2 separate regions of the Mus musculus genome follow, and region 1 is linked to region 2. Evidence: chromatin loops called from intact Hi-C (ENCODE). Cell type or tissue: left cerebral cortex. All regions are shown on one strand. Links, peaks and the distances in the headings refer to the core of each region. The heading gives the core; the rest is flanking DNA. Region 1 overlaps Gm33616 (a long non-coding RNA gene). Region 2 overlaps Poc1a (POC1 centriolar protein A).

Region 1 (8,325 bases), core at 10-8,009, 110 kb before region 2:
AAGAAGCAGAGGTCAGGGGTCTGCAGGGTTAGATCCCTGAAGGAGATACCCAGCCAGGTCTCTGTAGCCTACGGTGGAGGCAGAGAATAGAGGTGGGGAAATGGCAGGGGCTGGTCCCAGGTCCAAATTCAGGTCACTCCTGGCCTGCTCAGCAGCCATTCAGTAATTAGGGGCCAGCAGGACATGGGCAGGAGGGTGGCAGAAAGCCTAATTGTCTGATTTCTCAGGTAATTAACAGGCTGCTGTCTGGCCTGTCCCCACAGGGCCCCAGCATCCGCCACCCCATCCCCTGAGCAGTCCTAGCTGCCTAATGAGGCCAATTACTGAGTGGTGTCTGGGCCCTCATTAACCACCTAGAAAGGTCATGTGGGACTGGCACCAAGGGGAAGGGTTTGCTTAGCCAGCTAGCACCCCCACCCCCATTCCAGAGATCAGGCCACAGGTGGCTGTCGCAGCCCCTTAAACCACAGCTTGTTAGACAGCTGCAACATAAGTGCCTCTCTCCTCTCAGGACACTAGCTGCAGTTTAGAACTCCCTTGCCATCTTCAGCAAAGTGGTCTTGGGTATGTCATTCCCCTGCCTGGTCTTTGGGCTCCCAGATTAGAGAGGTTGTATGTAAATCCCTGCTATACAGTAGGTGTCTCCACATATGCTCAATGCTTGTTCAATACATGCATCCTTCCTACAGGCCAAAGCTTTCTGCACTTGTAAGGGAGGCCAGAGGAGAGGGCTTGTGGTCATGAGTATGTCAGAATTCCACTCTGTAGGACACGATCATGAAGGCCAAGGGAAGCAGGGACAGCCCCAAGGATTCACCCAGCCTAGGAGTCAGAAGAGAGTAGACAGGCCAGGGAAGTGATCTAGAAGAAAAGAAGAAGAGAAGAATCCCCAAGAAATGGGGAGATTCAAGTCCGTAGTAGTGAGCTGGAGACATAGGTTAGCAGTTAAGAGTACATACTGCTCTTGCAGAGGACCCAAGTTCAGTTCCCAGAACCCAAGTCCATCAGTTTACAACTGGTTTTTGTTTTTATTTTTGTTCTGTTCTATTTTTTTGGTGATTTTTTTTTTTTAGATTTATTTATTTATTATATGTAAGTACACTGTAGCTGTCTTCAGACACTCCAGAAGAGGGTGCCAGATCTCATTACAGATGGTTGTGAGCCACCATGTGGTTGCTGGGAATTGAATTCAGGACCTTTGGAAGAGCAATCAGTGCTCTTAACTGCTGAGCCACCTCTCCAGCCCTGTTTGTTTGTTTTTTAAGATAAGATTTCTCTGTGTAGCACTGGCTGTCCTGGAACTTGCTCTATAGACCAGGCTGGCCTCAAACTCAGAGATCCACCTGCCTCCGCCTCCTAAGTGCTGCGATTAAAGGTGTGCGCCACCACTGCCACCACCTGGCTTTACAACTGTTTGTAACTCTAGCTCCAGGGGAATCTGATGCCCTCTTCTGGCCACTGTGGGTACCTGCACCCATGTGCACATACTCTACACAGATGCATACATACACGCATAATTAAAAATAAAATACATCTTTAAAAAATAAGACCCTAGTGAAGCCAGAGGAGCCCTCACCCTCTCTGAACTCTCAGCCTCCCTAAAGGGTGCTTCAGGGTCTGAGAGTGCCCAGGCTGCTGCCAGGCAGGATCTCTGCTTCTCCCTCCCACCCCACCCCCGCTCGCTCCCCCTGCCCATTTTTTGGTCTGTTTGTGCCCTTTGTGCTTGGTTCAGGAAATTCGATGAGCATTGTCCCCCAGGATGCTGAGTTATTGGGGCTTCTGTAGTTTCTTGGTTTTTAAGAGTTCTGTGACCTAATTCCAGGCTGACAAATCCCATGTTGTCCCAGCTCCTGTAATTGTCAGCCTGTGCGTCTGCTGCAGGCCACGAATCTTATTCAGGGTTTCCAGTGTGTGTCTCTCAGGAGCCCTTGGCTCAGAGGGTGAGATGAGTGCTCAAGGCAGGGCAGCAAATGGGGGCCTTCGTCTCATAATCAGGGCTAATTTTAGCTCTCCCTTCTTTTTTGATTTTGATTTTTTTTAAAAGATAGGAGCTCACATAGCCCTGGCTGGCTTCACATCCACTATGCAGCCGAGACTGGTCATGAACTGACCCTCCTGTCTTCACTTCTGGGGTTCTGGAATTACAGACGTGCACCCCCATACCTACTCAGCTCTCCTGGGTTCTCTGTGTGCATTGAGCATGTGCAGAGACTCACTAGGCAATTGCATTTTGAAGTTGTAAACTTGTGAAATGAATGTAGCAGAGGATCCCATTTTACAGAAAGGAATACAGAGGCTACTGTGGGCTGAGGCTGTGCAGTTTGGCTCAGGTCAGTGTTCCTAGGATGGAGAACCAAGATTTAAACCCAGTTTCTACTCTGAGCCTCCAGGAGTGCATATTCCTTCACTAGAGAGAAAATCAGATGCAGGGGTTAAGGGTGTGTGTTGCTACAATTTGGGGTATGGATGTCTGCCATTTTGCCCCAGGAGAGTTTTGCCCCAGTCTCAGATTAGCCATCACACTGTATTTGTGTGTCTGAGGGTCCATCTACCTCCTCCCCTCCCTATTCCACTGAGGGTTCTGCTCTGTCCTCAGTCTAAACCAGTAAGCTTCGTCCCAGAAATAGAATTCATTTCCACCTCTGTTCTTCCAAGTCACAAATCACCTGGTGTGACATGTTCCTAGTGTCATCTTGCTTCAAGACCTAGGGCGAGGTGCCTGTGAGGCACACAAAGCCTCCTCTAGAACGAGGGACCTGGGTGAACCAAGGATAGAAGTTGAGAACGAGAGGAGGGGGACTAGTCTCCCTAGGCCTGGCACTGGTGTGAGGCTCAGTTGAGTCACAGTCAGAGATCCTGCATCCATCTAGCCTCAGTTTGGAGGTTTGTTTTTGTTTTTTGTTTTTTTTTAACCTTGCTTGGCAGCAGAGGTCCAGACTTGATCTGAAATCAGGTGCTACAGGGCAGGAACAGTACTCAGATCTAATGAGGGTAGAGGTGCAAAATCAGCCTGGGGTCAAGACTAGAACTTAGACTAAGGTAGGGTTAGAGGTCAGGGGTCAGAGGGTTATGTTAGTCAGCTGCTGCTGCTGACTGAGGAGGAGTCCCTCAGAGACCCAGAAACTTGCTAGAACTAGATCAGTCAGGCTGAGAACAGAGAATAAGCAAGATGGGGCTTCCAGGGGTTGAATATGACTTTTGAAGGAGCTAGGGACCAAAGCCCCACTTTCTGAGGCTCCATCTCAGCTTTCCGGTCCTCAGGATGCCCCCTGCTCCCCCCCCCCGCCCCATCTCCATTGCTAATCGCTAAACTGTGGGTCACATCTAGCATTTACCATGCTCCTTCCATGTTACCAGATTCGGCATCACCTTCCCCCAGTGCTCTAGACCGGTTGTGTATAGGTTTGTGGCTGTCCCCACAGCCTAGCCTTAGAGGCAACACTGGACTACAGCACTGTCCCCAGTCACAGCTCAGAGTGTCATTCTTTGCCAAGCAGCCCTGAGAGGTGGTCCACCTGAACAGCATGGAAGCACTTTCCCCAGACTGGCATTATTCTGCCTCAGTTTCTCCACTTCTTCCTACGGCCAACAGAGCAAGGACAAAAATGTTGAGAACATACCACAGCTTCATGAGAACCAAAGATGGAGGAATCATGCAGGAAGGGGCAGCCAGTCAGGGGACAGGGCAGGAAGGGTGCAGACAAAATCCTTGTCACAGTCAAGCTCCCCTCTGTCTCCCATGGGCAGGTCACAGAGCAGCCTTACGCCATTAACCTACTAGAGCTCTGGCCCAAGAGGATCTCATGAAGGCTCAAACCAAGAGGCAGCTAGAGGCATGCCTGAGGGGGTGGGAGCTGTGGGGCTGAGAGAGCCCCAGGGGAAACAGAAATGGAGAAGCTTAGAGCCAATAGGGGAGGTGGGGACAGGAGAATTGTCTGGCCTGCCTAGGAAGTGAAGTTTCCAGAGTTTGGCTATGAGATAGTCCCTGTCACCTCCTCCAGCCAAGCTATTAATACTCACTGCGACCCACGCACCCTTGCTGGGAGGACGCCGAGTTCCCAGGGGGGCTAAAAAAGGTCTGGGATGGGGGTGGCCATCTCTCCTCCTCCTCATCTTGTTGAAGGAGCTGGGGCCAAAGGTCAGAAGAGCTTGGAAGGCAGGGAGGCCGAGTGAAGACAGAGGATAGAAGATATCCGGGCACAGTCTTTGGCTTCCACATCAGAGGAGCAGGCACTCAGCCAACAGCTCCCCATTTTGCAGAGGCTGGGAGGGAAGGGGCTCAGCCACGTTCACTTCCAGGAGGAATTCCACTCTAGATCTCCATTCTGAGTGCTCATCCAGGCTTCTTTTTCCTGCAGAGCTCAGTGTGGTCGCCCTGGGTTACAGTGGGTTGGGGTAGGTAGCTAAGGGCCGCCTATCTGCTTAAATCATTAGGTGCTTAGCAGGAGGAAGATGGCTTCAGGGAAAGGTTTGGAGCCTCTAGGTGGAGCCTTGGTTACCATCACTGACTGTCATGGCAAACACCTTTAAGCCCAGGACTAAAGAGGCAGAGACAGGCAGATCTATGTGAGTTCATGGCCAGCCTGGTCTACAGAGTGAGTTCCAGGACAGCTAAAGAGAGAGACCAGACCTTGTCTCAAAGAGAGAGAGAGAGAGAGCAGGAAGAGGAAGAGGAGGAGGGGGGAGAGGAGAAGGAAGGAGAGGAAGAGGAGGAGGAGGAGGAGGAGGAGAGAGAGGGGGGGGAAAGAGGAGGGTTTACTGTAATCCATTTATCCATTTTACAGATAAAAAAACTGAGGTCAGTGGTATGGTCTACTCAGAGTATGGGCTGGATTAACTCAAACTATGCTGTCTCTAGTTATAAGTCATCACAAAGGAAGTTTTCTGGTTTGTTTTGTGGGCCTATGAAAAACCATCCATTTCCTTAAGAAATTTCTGGCCCATCATTTATTGCAGATCCAATGGGCTGCCTGGACCCCCAGCGAGTATTTCCCAGCTCTCCTGACTTCTGCACTGGCTAAAGTCCTGCCCCAGAATTGGCGGCCATTTCTCCCCATTCCTGGTGCTCACAGGCACTGTACTTGAGCCTTCTGGGCTAAAGGCCACCAAAGGCCACCTGCTCTCTGTTGTATCCCTCTCCCTTCTAACGACAGATGCTCCAAAGTTCAGACACGGACCCCAGAAGAGCGCAGACTTGGCCAGGAGATTCCAGACAAGAAAGTGGCTGCCGGAAATCCCGACAGCTGCCTGGCTAAAAGGTCCTGGGCACCCAGCCCTGACCCTGGCCAGGCGGGAGGCCATGTCAGGTGTCCAGAGAAGTGGGGGGAGGTGATGGCTGAAGTTAGAGGCATTCTGCCTGTGGTTAGCAAGCTGTCAACACCTCCTCAATGGCCAGAGGGAGGGGGGTGAGGAGGGGGAATGGGGGAGGGAGGGAGGGTGTGTCTTTCCCTGATCTGGGTGGTTGGAGGGAGGATCTGAGAAGCTGATGGGCTTTGGCCTGAGGAATCTGAGAGAGAGCAACCAGGGCTCTGTCCTGAGGTGGCAGATCCTGTTCTGAAGTTTGAGGAGGTCGTCCAGTTTTGTCCTGGGGATCTGAAAGACTCTGTCTTGAGGGATCTAGGCCCAGGGAAAGAAGTGTAGTCATATGCTATGCTAAGGAAGTCCATCTGGTCTCAGGAGCCTGAAGAAGGGATAGGTTTATTTTTTTATTATAATTATTAGGAATTAGCAAAAAGAATACACACACACACATTTGTTTTTGGTTTTTGTTTTCATTTTAAGACAGAGTTTTGTCAAGTAGCCTTGATTGGATGAGAACTCACTAGAAAGACCAGGTGGTTCCCAAAGTTACCAGTGATTCTCCTGCGTCTGCCTACTGAAAACTGGGTGTCTTGAGGTTTTATGGCTGTGAACAGACACCATGACCAAGGCTACTCTTATAAGGCCAACATTTAATTGGGGCTGACTTACAGGTTCAGAGGTTCAGTCCATTATCAGCAAAGCAGGAACATGGCAGCATCCAGGCAGGCATGGTACAGGAAGAGCTGAGAGTTCTACATCTTCACCTGAAGGCTGCTAGGAAATGACTAGTTTCCAGGCAACTAGGACTAGGGTCTTAAAGCCCATGCCCACAGTGACACACCTACTCCAACAAAGCCACACCTTCTAATAGTGCCATTCCCCGGGGCAAGCATATCCAAACCATCACAATGGGATTGCAGGCATACCCCACAATACTAGGTGCTTTGTTACTTGTTTAAGATAGAATCTTAGGGCTGACATAGCTCAGTGGTTTAGAGCACTGGCTGCACTTCCAGAGGTCCTGGGGTCGATTCCTAGCACCCACAAGATGGCTCACAACTGCCAATAACTCCAGTTCCAGGGCATCTGATATCCTTTCCCAGCCTTTAAGGTTAGCAGGCACACATCCGGCACACATGCATGAACACACCTGCGCAAGTAAAAAAAATTTTTTTTTTTTTTGGTTTTTTTCGAGACAGGGTTTCTCTGTGTATCCCTGGCTGTCCTGGAACTCTGTAGACCAGGCTGGCCTTGAACTCAGAAATCCACCTGCCTCTGCCTCCCAAGTTCTGGGATTAAAGGTGTGCGCCACCACCGCCCGGCTTAATAATTTTTAATTAAAAAAAAAAAAAGACAGACTTTTACTCTGTACCCTAGGTTGACCTAGAACTTGCTGTGTAGCCCAGGCTGCCCTTGAATTTACTATCCTAGCATGAGTTTGCATCTACCTTGCTCAAGCTCCCTCGCTCCATCAACATTAGTCCTTTCAATCCCAAGGCCAGAGTGCATCCTGGGATATTCCCCAAGTAGTCTTTCTGAATTGATAAAGGCAGAAGGTACTATGTTCATAACTGAAATCTGATCTGGAGTGCCATGCCTGCCCTTTCTCTTTGGAGCCTCACCAGCAGCCCAAACCTTATAAAGGCATTGCTCATGGGCCTTTCTTTTCAGTGGTCCTCAGCCTGGTCCTAGCTCTATCCTAGCCCCAAGCCCCTGTTCTTTTGGCAGAACCCATCCCACTGCTACAAAGGACCTGGGCTTCCTGCCCATCCCAGCTGTCCCTGGGGCTCTGTCCAGGACTCCAACTACTCTCTTTGCTGGGTCCCTGCTCCTGTCTCATCTCTCTAGGATTTATTTATCTTTATCTCGCAGTCATCGTTCCAGACCTGTCTCTGGTTGAAGCTTCCTGTCTGTCTCTGTGGATACCCTGTGGTTCTTTGCCCCCGATCCAGTCAGATTGCCCCTTTCACTGTTGTTCTTGGACCCTCCTTCCTCCCCAAGCTGCCCACACCAGCTGAAACTTTGGAGAAGCTTAGAGAATGCTAATGGCGCCCTGCTCCAGGACAGTGGCTGGCTGTGACTCCCCGAAAAGGCAAGTGAGGGAAGCCCTTGCCCTTGGAGGACTTAATTTCCCTAGAGCCTATCTCTATTTAGGTCACTGATGACTGTGGGGCCCTCTTCTAAAGGGTGTGTCTATATCCAGGCATGCTTTAGGAAGTACCAGGGTACAGATGTCTATGCATATGGTAGGCGTTTCGTTCTTAAGCACAGGACATCGTATTCAGCAGAGTCCCCACGACTGTAACTGCTACTCCTCAGGGTCCCTAAAGCCATGATGGATCGGGTGAAGAATGGCATGGGCTTCGGCTGCTTATCCTCACACCTACCCCACAGACGGCATCACTCCTTCCTCTGTGGCTCGGTCTATACCCTCGCACCGGGACCTGCCCGTCCTCAAAGCCAGTCTGAAATGCACACAGCGAGGCTCTCCAAATTAATTACCACTGGCTTGGGGATATATTTTTTTAAGAAGACATTTTTTTTTTCCAGGAGGAAAAACACGCAAGAGCTATAATTAGTCAGGAAGAGGAAAGAGGAGAGGTGTGTGAATCACCAGCGACAGACGGTTTGAGCCCAGTTAGCAGGAGTTTCAGAGTTGCTAGGGTGTGGGTGAACTGAGGGTGGGGGCTGTGTAGCATGGAGACAGTCTGCTACCCCAGGATATCTGGGGTCCTTGAACTGAAAGGAATGATCCATTGGGGTGACCACTCTAAAGAGTCTTTTGTCCCTCTCTGCCTAAGCCTGCCACCTGATACTTCAATAAAAAAGCTCTCAGCTTTTACCTGCTCTGCCCTTCCCCAGGTTTCTGCCCAGCTTAAACACACCAAGGGCGATGGCCCTCCTTGCTGACATGTGCTTGGGCTAAGAGACTTGTACCTTAGGGGAGCAGGATTTAGAGATTAGAGGGTTAGGGATTGCCCAGGCTATGCCTGCTCTATTTGTCATTCGAGCGCACACTAATGA
Region 2 (8,325 bases), core at 107-8,106:
GCAGCCCAGAGAAATGGGAGCCCCAAGGAGGAGCCAGTGGCTCGAATGAACAAGGCAAAGTCAGGGGTATGAACAACAAGAAGGGGGCTGAAGAGGGAAACCCTGAAGGTGCCTGGGTAGTGGACCAAATGACACCAATGTCTCTGCAATGCACATGCATTTTCCTTAAGTTTGGGCCTAACATTGGGTGATGTGCTGCTCTGGCTTCCTAGGGACTGACGGTCAGAGCGACCATCTAAAGGGGAGTGGCAAGTACATACTCAGCAGCACTCTCCGACAAGCACGCCCAGGTTGGGTTGAAGGGAGGAGCATCACGTTCTAATAGAGAAAGACCATTCCTCCCCATATGCCTGGAATCCATTCCAGAAAGATAAGCCAAGCAAGGAGCTGGTCACAGCCGCAGACGCAACCTTTACACGTCAACCTCCAGCGTCACATTTCCCATGGCAAGTGCCTGGCATGCTGCAGGCAAAACCAGGTCAAAGGTCGTCTCCTACATCTGTCACAAAGGTCATCTCAGCTCCTCTAGACCACCAGAGTGTAACAAGAATTGCCCACGCCGGGCAGTGGTGGCGCACTCTTTTAATCCCAGCACTTGGGAGGCAGGGGCAGGAGGTGGATTTCTGAGTTTGAGGCTAGCCTGGTCTACAGAGTGAGTTCCAGGACGGTCAAGGCTACACAGAGAAAAGACCTGCCCACAGCAGAGACCTTTAGCAGCATAGTCTGGGCTAGAGACTAGGGGAAGCTAGGGAGACTCCCTGCAGTCAGCATAGCTTAGGTTGGGAAGAGACCTCACAGCCATGAGCAGCTTCTCCTCGCCCAGGAGACAGGCAGGTTGAGCAGAGACAAGAGGGTACATGCCTGCTCACACTTCCATTTCTAGTTCTTTCTCTCAGAGGTGTTCAGAATGGAGTGAGAGACAGAAAGAGTCCCACATCAGCTAGCGATGGCTCAGAGCTCTGCACCTGCACTAACCCATCTCATCCCCAGAGGACGGTGTGTGCCTTTGCTACTGCAAGCTGGGGGAAACAAAGCCCAAGTGGATACAATACAAAGCCAACACCTACCTGTCACCCCCCTCTCCACACAAGTGGAGCCACAGGCTCCGGTGTACCCTATCCCTGGCAGCCCCAGGAATTCTAAGCTACGGTCAACTAAGATAACACAGACCCACTTTTACTGATAGGGAACACTGCCCACTCACATCCGTGAACAGTGAGTATCAAATACCAGGTGCAAGGCCTCCTGGTCCATGTGACTCCATTTCTGAGTAACACTGGCTGTACGTGCAGAGAGTGGAGCTGGGGAGTGTCCCTTCCAGTGGACAGGTGACAAGGGGTTACAAGCCTGACGGAGAGAGGTGATACACTTTCCAAGAATGTCTATCTGATTCTTCCCATCGTGGCCATTTCATATTTGGAAGTTTTTAATGAATGTATGGCAGTGGTAGAGTAAAATAAATAAATAAATAAATAAATAAATAAATAAATAAATAAATAAATAAATAAATAAATAAATAAATAAGACAACAAAATGCTTCTTCATTGTGAGGGGGGAAAACCCAAAGTGGTAAGAAAGAAACAGGAAGAAACCAGAGCACAGGGTTTCAAAAGCAGACCGGCCCCTCCACCCATCCAGAGCTCATCAAAGGCAGACCAGCCCCTCTGCCCATCCAGAGCTCATGGGAAGAGCGCCAGGAGGGGTCAGCATGCAGCCAGCACACGCACACGGGTGGCCCACTCCCCTTGCCTGTCATCACTCCACCACCAGATGCCAGGCTGGGGACAAGATGGCGGCAGCAACAGCAGTGCTCACTGGAGAACGCACCCCGCTTATAGGGGTCAGGGCGAGAGGCCAGGTGCTGCACTTCAGGGATGCACCCGCAGCCAGGAGGCTCTGTGAGGCCCACACTCCTCCCCAGCAGCACCTGTCTACTAAGAGAACTGCAAGACGCCTGCAACCAGGACCCTCTGCACCCCTAGAAAGAACAGCATTCCTCCAGTGTCTTGTTAGCTTGTCCAGAGCCCTAGGAAGCAGCCTTGGCGCTGAGTGCAGCCTGTGCTCCTCAGACTGCATCACCGGGCCATTGTGGCCACCTCTGTTTGTCAAGTGCAGGCCGCAATGTTTGCTTGATGACGAGATCACATGATGATGTACTTCAGACTGACTTCGCAGACCAGGCTCTGTTGCTGACCTCTGCCTGACCTCTGCTCACCTTGCCAGGCTCTTTCCTCCCTTCTTCAGCAATGTTCTACCTACTTGACTGCTCGCTGCTCCTCAAAGGCTGGGCCAGAAAAGGCCTCTTTCTCAGGATTCCTTGTAGAGCCCCCAGCACCAGCTCCTCGGTCATTCTCAATCATCCTTCATCTTCAATACACTTGTCTGTGACTCCACCTTCGCCAGATCCCGCAAGTTCCTAGTCTGTAATGCGCTCACAGACGTGCCCTCCCAAATTGCCAGTTTTGACTCAAGCTCTTCTTCAGGCAGTCAGTTATTTGGAAGTGAATGAATCTTCTTTTCTATGCATGTCACTGATCAGCTACGGTGTGTTTTAGCTTGGTGGCGGCCTGTTCCTTTCATTTGATCAATAACTCCTAGCGCCCTGCACCCGGCTCCAGGCAGGAATGCTGCTGGGTTCTTCCCTCCCAAGGACAGGCCTGTCCCTGGTCCCTCCTCAGGTCCTAAATGTAGCCTGAGTATCATCTCTTGCTGGGCCTTCGGCAGTGTAGCTTCCAGCTGCCCTGCACCCCACAGCAGCAGAGTCCCACATGCTGGCAAGCCTGTCTGCCCCCCCTCCCCCCCCCCCCCCCCCGTGTCTGCTTCCTGACTGCACCCATGCAGGTGATCAAGCTCAGCAGGCCAGGCCACTCCTTCCCCGAAGCTGTTCTATGAGGTGACATTTCTTAATCTGTCATGAACACTGCATACACACGGTATCTGCCCTGTTTCTCTCCTCACCCTGCGGTGCTTGGCTGAGCTCACACTGCCATTTCACCACATGCCTCTTTCCCTGGTCAATTTCCAGCCTCACAGAATCTATGCTATTCTGTTTTCTTCCTCTACACTTTATTTAGTTATTTAACAAGAACATGCGCACCATGGCACACATGCGGAAGCAGGACTACTTGCAGAGGTGGGTTCTGGGTAGGGAATATAGGTCATCAGGCTTGGCGGCAAGGTTCTTTACCCACAAGCAATCTGGTCAGTTCTATGTCTATTTCCTTTAAACAGCAAGCATCAGTGAAACGAGGAAAAGGACGGAAGGAAGAAAGGAGGGAGGGAGGAGAGAGGGAGGCAGGGAAGGAGGCAAGGCAGACAGGCAGAACAGCCCCATAGTGAGTAAGCGGACTGCATACCATGTTACCCTTAAGCAGCCCATCCAGACCTCGGCACTCTCCTCACACTGGCCGAAGCCTAGCCAGGTACCAGTAAGCAAACAGGGCTATCACACCACACGCTCCTTGAGAAGGACAAAAAGAAGAGTGGCCATCAGAGATGTGGTGACTAGGAGGGCAGGGGACTTTGGTGTGGGTGCTCTGACCTCTGACCCTGTGCTGAAATTCAGCCCAGCCTATGAGGTGTTTATATATCTAAGTGGTGACCCACAGGGACATTGCAACTCTGTGTAGGAGGAGCTACCCAGGGACAGCAAGTCTCTCAACCCTGACTCGGGCAGGACCCTGCTCCCAGCTCTCGACTCGGGTTGCTAGAAGGTGACAAGGGGCCAGGCTGACTCTGCTTTCTTAACGGTGGTGCATGCTACTACTGTCTACATGGCTCCTTACATTTCCCAGAGGGGTCTAACCAATCCCAAGTACGACCCCATGACTACCAACATACTCCAAAATGAAGTGACTGGAGGAGGACTTAATGACTCAGGACACAGGGTGAACAGACCCGTTCCAGAATCTCACCTCCACTGCTGAAGCCCAGGGGTTGCACAAGCACCAAAGATTCTTCTCTCTCCAACAGTTCCCCAAGCCCAGCCCCACGTGCCCAGGACACATTTGTGGGTCCCTCAGGAGCAGGCTCTGTCCAATGCAAGCGTTCCCACCCACATTAGGGCAGACGCCTGTGTTCACCGGACAGCCTGCTACTCAGTCTCTCCGCAGTAACAGTCTGCAGTAACATGCATACCAAGTGCGCAGCCACTAATTCCAGATTTAACTCTCCGCCCACGCCCACGCCCACCCACCATCCTCTCCCAAATAGCTCGAGAGGATTTAAACCAAAATGAGCGTGGCTCAAGACTGTGTTTCAGAAAATATAGAAAAATAAAACTGTATTTCTAGCATCTTGCCCCCACACTTGCCACACAGATCTGTGAGGGCCCTGCTCGGGGCACGAAGCTTTAAATGACAGCTGCAGTTAGTGGGAAAGCCCTTCCCTCTCCTGCTGGTGTTCCCTGACGTAAGATGAGGGGGCGCACGGCAGCTCCTTTACAGCTCTCAATTCCCTAAATCTGCCCTGAGTGGAGAGACGAGCTGGGAAACCTTCCTTCCTGCTTGGCGTCACGATAGTGGCAGACCCCAAGCTTCAGACTTGGAGCAAGCCCCCTCTGGAGCTGTTGTGATCCAGTGAGTGACAGAGCGGCAGTGTCCACTCAGGCTTGCATCCGGTGGCTTGCAGACAGTCCCCTGCCTCCCACCATTGCTGAGAGGCTTCAAGCTAAGGCAGAGCGAAAAAGGGCCAGGACCCACGCAAGTCCAAGCCAGCAAAGAACTCACCCTGCTCGCTGGCCTGTCAGCCATGTCACTCAGGAGTGTCCCCACAGAACCTCAGAAGAGCTGGCCACACACGCCTCATGCAGGCAAGCAACATGGACTGTGAAATGGACTACGGGAATCTGAGTTCCAAAGCCAGCCCACATGACAACACTAGAAATCTTTATGCCTACAATAAACTTACCAATTTCTATCGCTCTGAATGGTTTGGATGTTTTTGTTCTTCTAAAAATTCATGCTAAAATTTAGTCCCAAAATTTGCAGTGCTCCAAAGTGTGGTCTTTAAGGGAAAATCCAGTCATCATGCTCTGCCTTATAAACGGACAGGGTATTTGGCTTTTTTGCCCACCTATTCTCTGCCAAGTGAGGTAGAACTCATGACACAGGACATGACACTCATCCCCAGAAGCAGGCGGTGTCGAGGTACTACCTTGAAAGCAGAGAACAGCAACAACCCTCACCGGCCAGCGCCTTAATCTTGGCCCTCCCAGTCTCAGAGCACGAGAAAACAACTTCCTATCTTCATCAATTTCCCAACTTGGGGAAATTTTTTATTTATAGCTGTTGTTTTGAGGCAACAGCTTACTATTAGCCCAGGTTGTCCTTGAACTTGTAAACCTTCTGCCTTAGGCTCCTCAATGCTGGGACCGCTACAGTATGCTGCTAAGTCTGGAGGTGTGGCCCTAAGGCATTTGTTATAGCAAACAAGAAGTGGACCCAGGCAATCTGCTTACCCTGCGGAGTGAGCCCTCAGCTCACTCTACACAGTAAGAGCCCCGGAACCCACAGAGGAAGTCCTTAGCTCAACAGAATCAGTCCTTTACCCCAAAATGAGGCCCTCCCAAACAGCAAACTCCTCACTCAAGAGTGAGCCTCTCAACTCAGGTGAGCCTTTAGCTCAGCAAAGTAAGACATCACCCAAAACTAAGTCCTGTGCCCCACAATGTGAGCCCTCACCCCATAGTGAGCCCCTAGTCTCACAGCAAACCCCGGGCTGCGGGAAGTCTGGCCCAGCATACACCAGAGAATGGCTCCTTGGCTGATAGCTGCCTTCCACATCTGCGCACAGGTCCAATCTAAGAAACACAAAGCTGACTGAGTTGATTTTGCGCTCAACCTGGTGCTTGGCAAGTTACTTCGTGCTAATGCCCCTGTGCCCAGGGAGACAACGGAAAGGCGCACTGAGGCAGCTGTGGCCTCAACCCAGATGAGAGTCACCCAAAGCATTGCAGCCCTGGCCCTTCCTCCTATGTGGGACCCTCCCCTACAGTCTCCCCGAAGGGCCTGCTTAGGCCTTGCCCTGACAGGACATGGAAGCACAGAGCGTGCATAGCCCCTCTCTCCTGATCAAGGGCTGCTTCCTGGTGTGACTGAGGCTGACCTCCCCCGGGCTCCACCCTCAGCCCAAGGAAGTTACTTTACTCAGTGCACTTCCCGGTGACATCGGTCTAGGGATTATGCCTGGGGACCACCACGCACAGAGAGCCCCATAACCCACCGTTGTGTCTCCCAAGTTTAGGCTAGTTTCCTGGGGTGCCCCTCCTACTAGGCCAGAACAGGGTCACACAAAGTAGCGATTCAGTAGCTATGAGACTTGCTGGCATCTTATCCAGACCAGTGATGCAGAGCCAAGGGTAAAAGCCATGGCGCAAATGTCAAAGCCATGAGACAGGCAAGTGGGTGTGGCAGAGACTGTGATGTGAGCGCCTGTCTCAGCTCTGCTGTCCTGAGAAGCTCAGGAGGCTCTCAGTGTCACCTGTCCTCAGAAGGGTTTCCAAATCTGCCAGGCTGCTTCTCTGCAGGGCGAAGCCACTTGCAAGCCCTAGAGCTTCTAAGCCACATAAAGCTGGGAGTGGGGTGTAGGATGGCGACAGCTGTGCTTAATCCCCCATCAAACCACTGCCCCCTGGAACAGGATGTGAAAGCTTAAGGCACCAGAGCCCACCTGCACATCCTCTGGAAGATCAAGGCAGGGAATGGACGACCCAAGTGCAGTAGTACTTGGGCCTGGGAACCAGTGGTCTACAGCCTCTTGTGACGACGTGACTCCCAGCTAGATATTCTCTCAAGGACTCAGCCGGAGAGAGCCTCTTCCAGCAGCTAAGCCAACCTGCTTGGTAGCAGCTGACAAACTCTCAAATCACAGACAGCCTAGACCAACCTCCAAGGATAGAGTGGATCAGAGACCACTCTTGACCACAGCTCTCCATCTTCAGAGAGAGTTCCATCCAGCTGGTGGGCTTTTTTAACCAACTATGCTGATATTCAAGGCTGTTCTCCTATAACATTCTCCCCTTTGGGAAGCTGACACTGGACCTCCAAACAGGGCAGAGCCAGGTGGGTGAGTGGGACTGGGCTGGGGAGGCTCAAGCAGCCTTTGTTAGGCCTCAAACCATGGCAAATGGCTGAGGTGCCTATTTAACATACCCAAGCAGACTTAGAAGCCAGGTTCTCCCAGCATCCCTCAGTTCCTACCTATTACAGGGTATGGCTGGTGTGCCCTTCCCTACATAATCCAGCCATTTTGGTTAGCAATCCTTTTTGTCTACCCTTTACTCTCTGGCTCTTCTCTCCTTTCCCTCTTCACACAGCCTGGCTCAGGATCATGGTGGCTCTAGACTCTCCCAGATATCCCTGCCTCAGGTTAGGATCTCTCTTTTATCTACAATAAGCCTTCTCCACCACCGCACATACGAGCGGTCATGGCCTTTTTCTCTGTTCAGCCCCGACTTCATATTTACTGCCTCTCCTTAACCCTGACACTCAACTTCTCAAACCAGAAGTCACTTACTTCTACATTAGTAAGCACCCAAAAGAAAGCGCAAACCAGCCACCCTATACTGAGAGGAAACTTGGTGTGGAGGACAGCGCTGAGTGGCCACCACCAGCTGTGAGTGCACAGGGGTCTCGATAAGAGGAGGAGGTAGACAAAGAACAAGTGTCTCTAAAAGGGCAGGAATTCTGGGAAACACGGGCATGGAGCAGAGCCAGGCAATCCCTGGCTTCCTGGCCAGCTTGCAGAAGTCTGAAGAAACCACGCCTAGGGAATCCCTGGGCCTGCACTAACTACCACAGCAGAGGGCTGTGCATCACAGACCTCAAGAAGAGGAACCTGTAGCATGTGACAAACAACCCTGTCGCTGTACTGGACAGAGAACTTAGAGGAGGAGCAAGGAGAAATCCTTGGACTTTATATTCTGACTATCACCTCCATCTGAGCTACACCACAGGACACAGGCAGGGCCTGCTCACTCTTACCCAACCCTGCCAGTACTCTAAGACTCAGCCTGCCCTTCTTAGTCCCTTAGCGCCTCTGCCTTAAGTGCAGTCCTTCACAGCCCAGGCTGAAAGCACCAAAGAGTAGGACCATGACCTTCACTTCGTCTCCCTCCTGTGTGACCCAGTGAGCAGGGAACAGATGACAAACAGATGCAGAAAGAACAATGTCAACAGGTTTGCCTTTGTGTGCTGAATAATGCATCAGAATACTGGGAATGCCATTTGCAGTCCACACTGAAGTGTCCCTGGCTGAGAGAAGTCCACTGTTCCAAGAACCCTCACAGAAAGGGAACTCGGGAGCATCATTTGATATGCACCTGCT

The links. A loop is a pair of places that touch in the nucleus more often than their neighbours do. Peaks named below come from ENCODE experiments on the same cell type or tissue, not always from the same donor. Only the 100,000 strongest peaks of a DNase experiment are listed, where the experiment ranks them.
Region 1: a loop joins it to region 2, with 3 times the contacts of the local background. A loop is called at or near these places in 14 of 42 quality-filtered maps.

What each region holds. Positions count from the first base shown.
Region 1 is chr9:106,402,406-106,410,730 of GRCm38, reverse strand. All of the region lies in intron 2 of Gm33616 (a long non-coding RNA gene), which reads left to right. Gm46131 (a long non-coding RNA gene) reads left to right here. Exons shown (of 3, transcript XR_001779300.2): 3 at 4,957-5,233. Among named protein-coding and RNA genes, the nearest start is that of Gm46131, 7.7 kb to the left of the region's middle. In left cerebral cortex, for the core only: a CTCF peak has its summit at 1,459 (motif pointing left); DNase peaks (open chromatin) are centred at 4,047, 7,570 and 7,918; H3K27ac peaks cover 4,629 bases.
Region 2 is chr9:106,296,468-106,304,792 of GRCm38, reverse strand. All of the region lies in intron 7 of Poc1a (POC1 centriolar protein A), which reads right to left. Among named protein-coding and RNA genes, the nearest start is that of Poc1a, 20 kb to the right of the region's middle. In left cerebral cortex, for the core only: a CTCF peak has its summit at 993; DNase peaks (open chromatin) are centred at 2,583, 3,157 and 4,253; H3K4me3 peaks cover 830 bases; H3K27ac peaks cover 5,041 bases.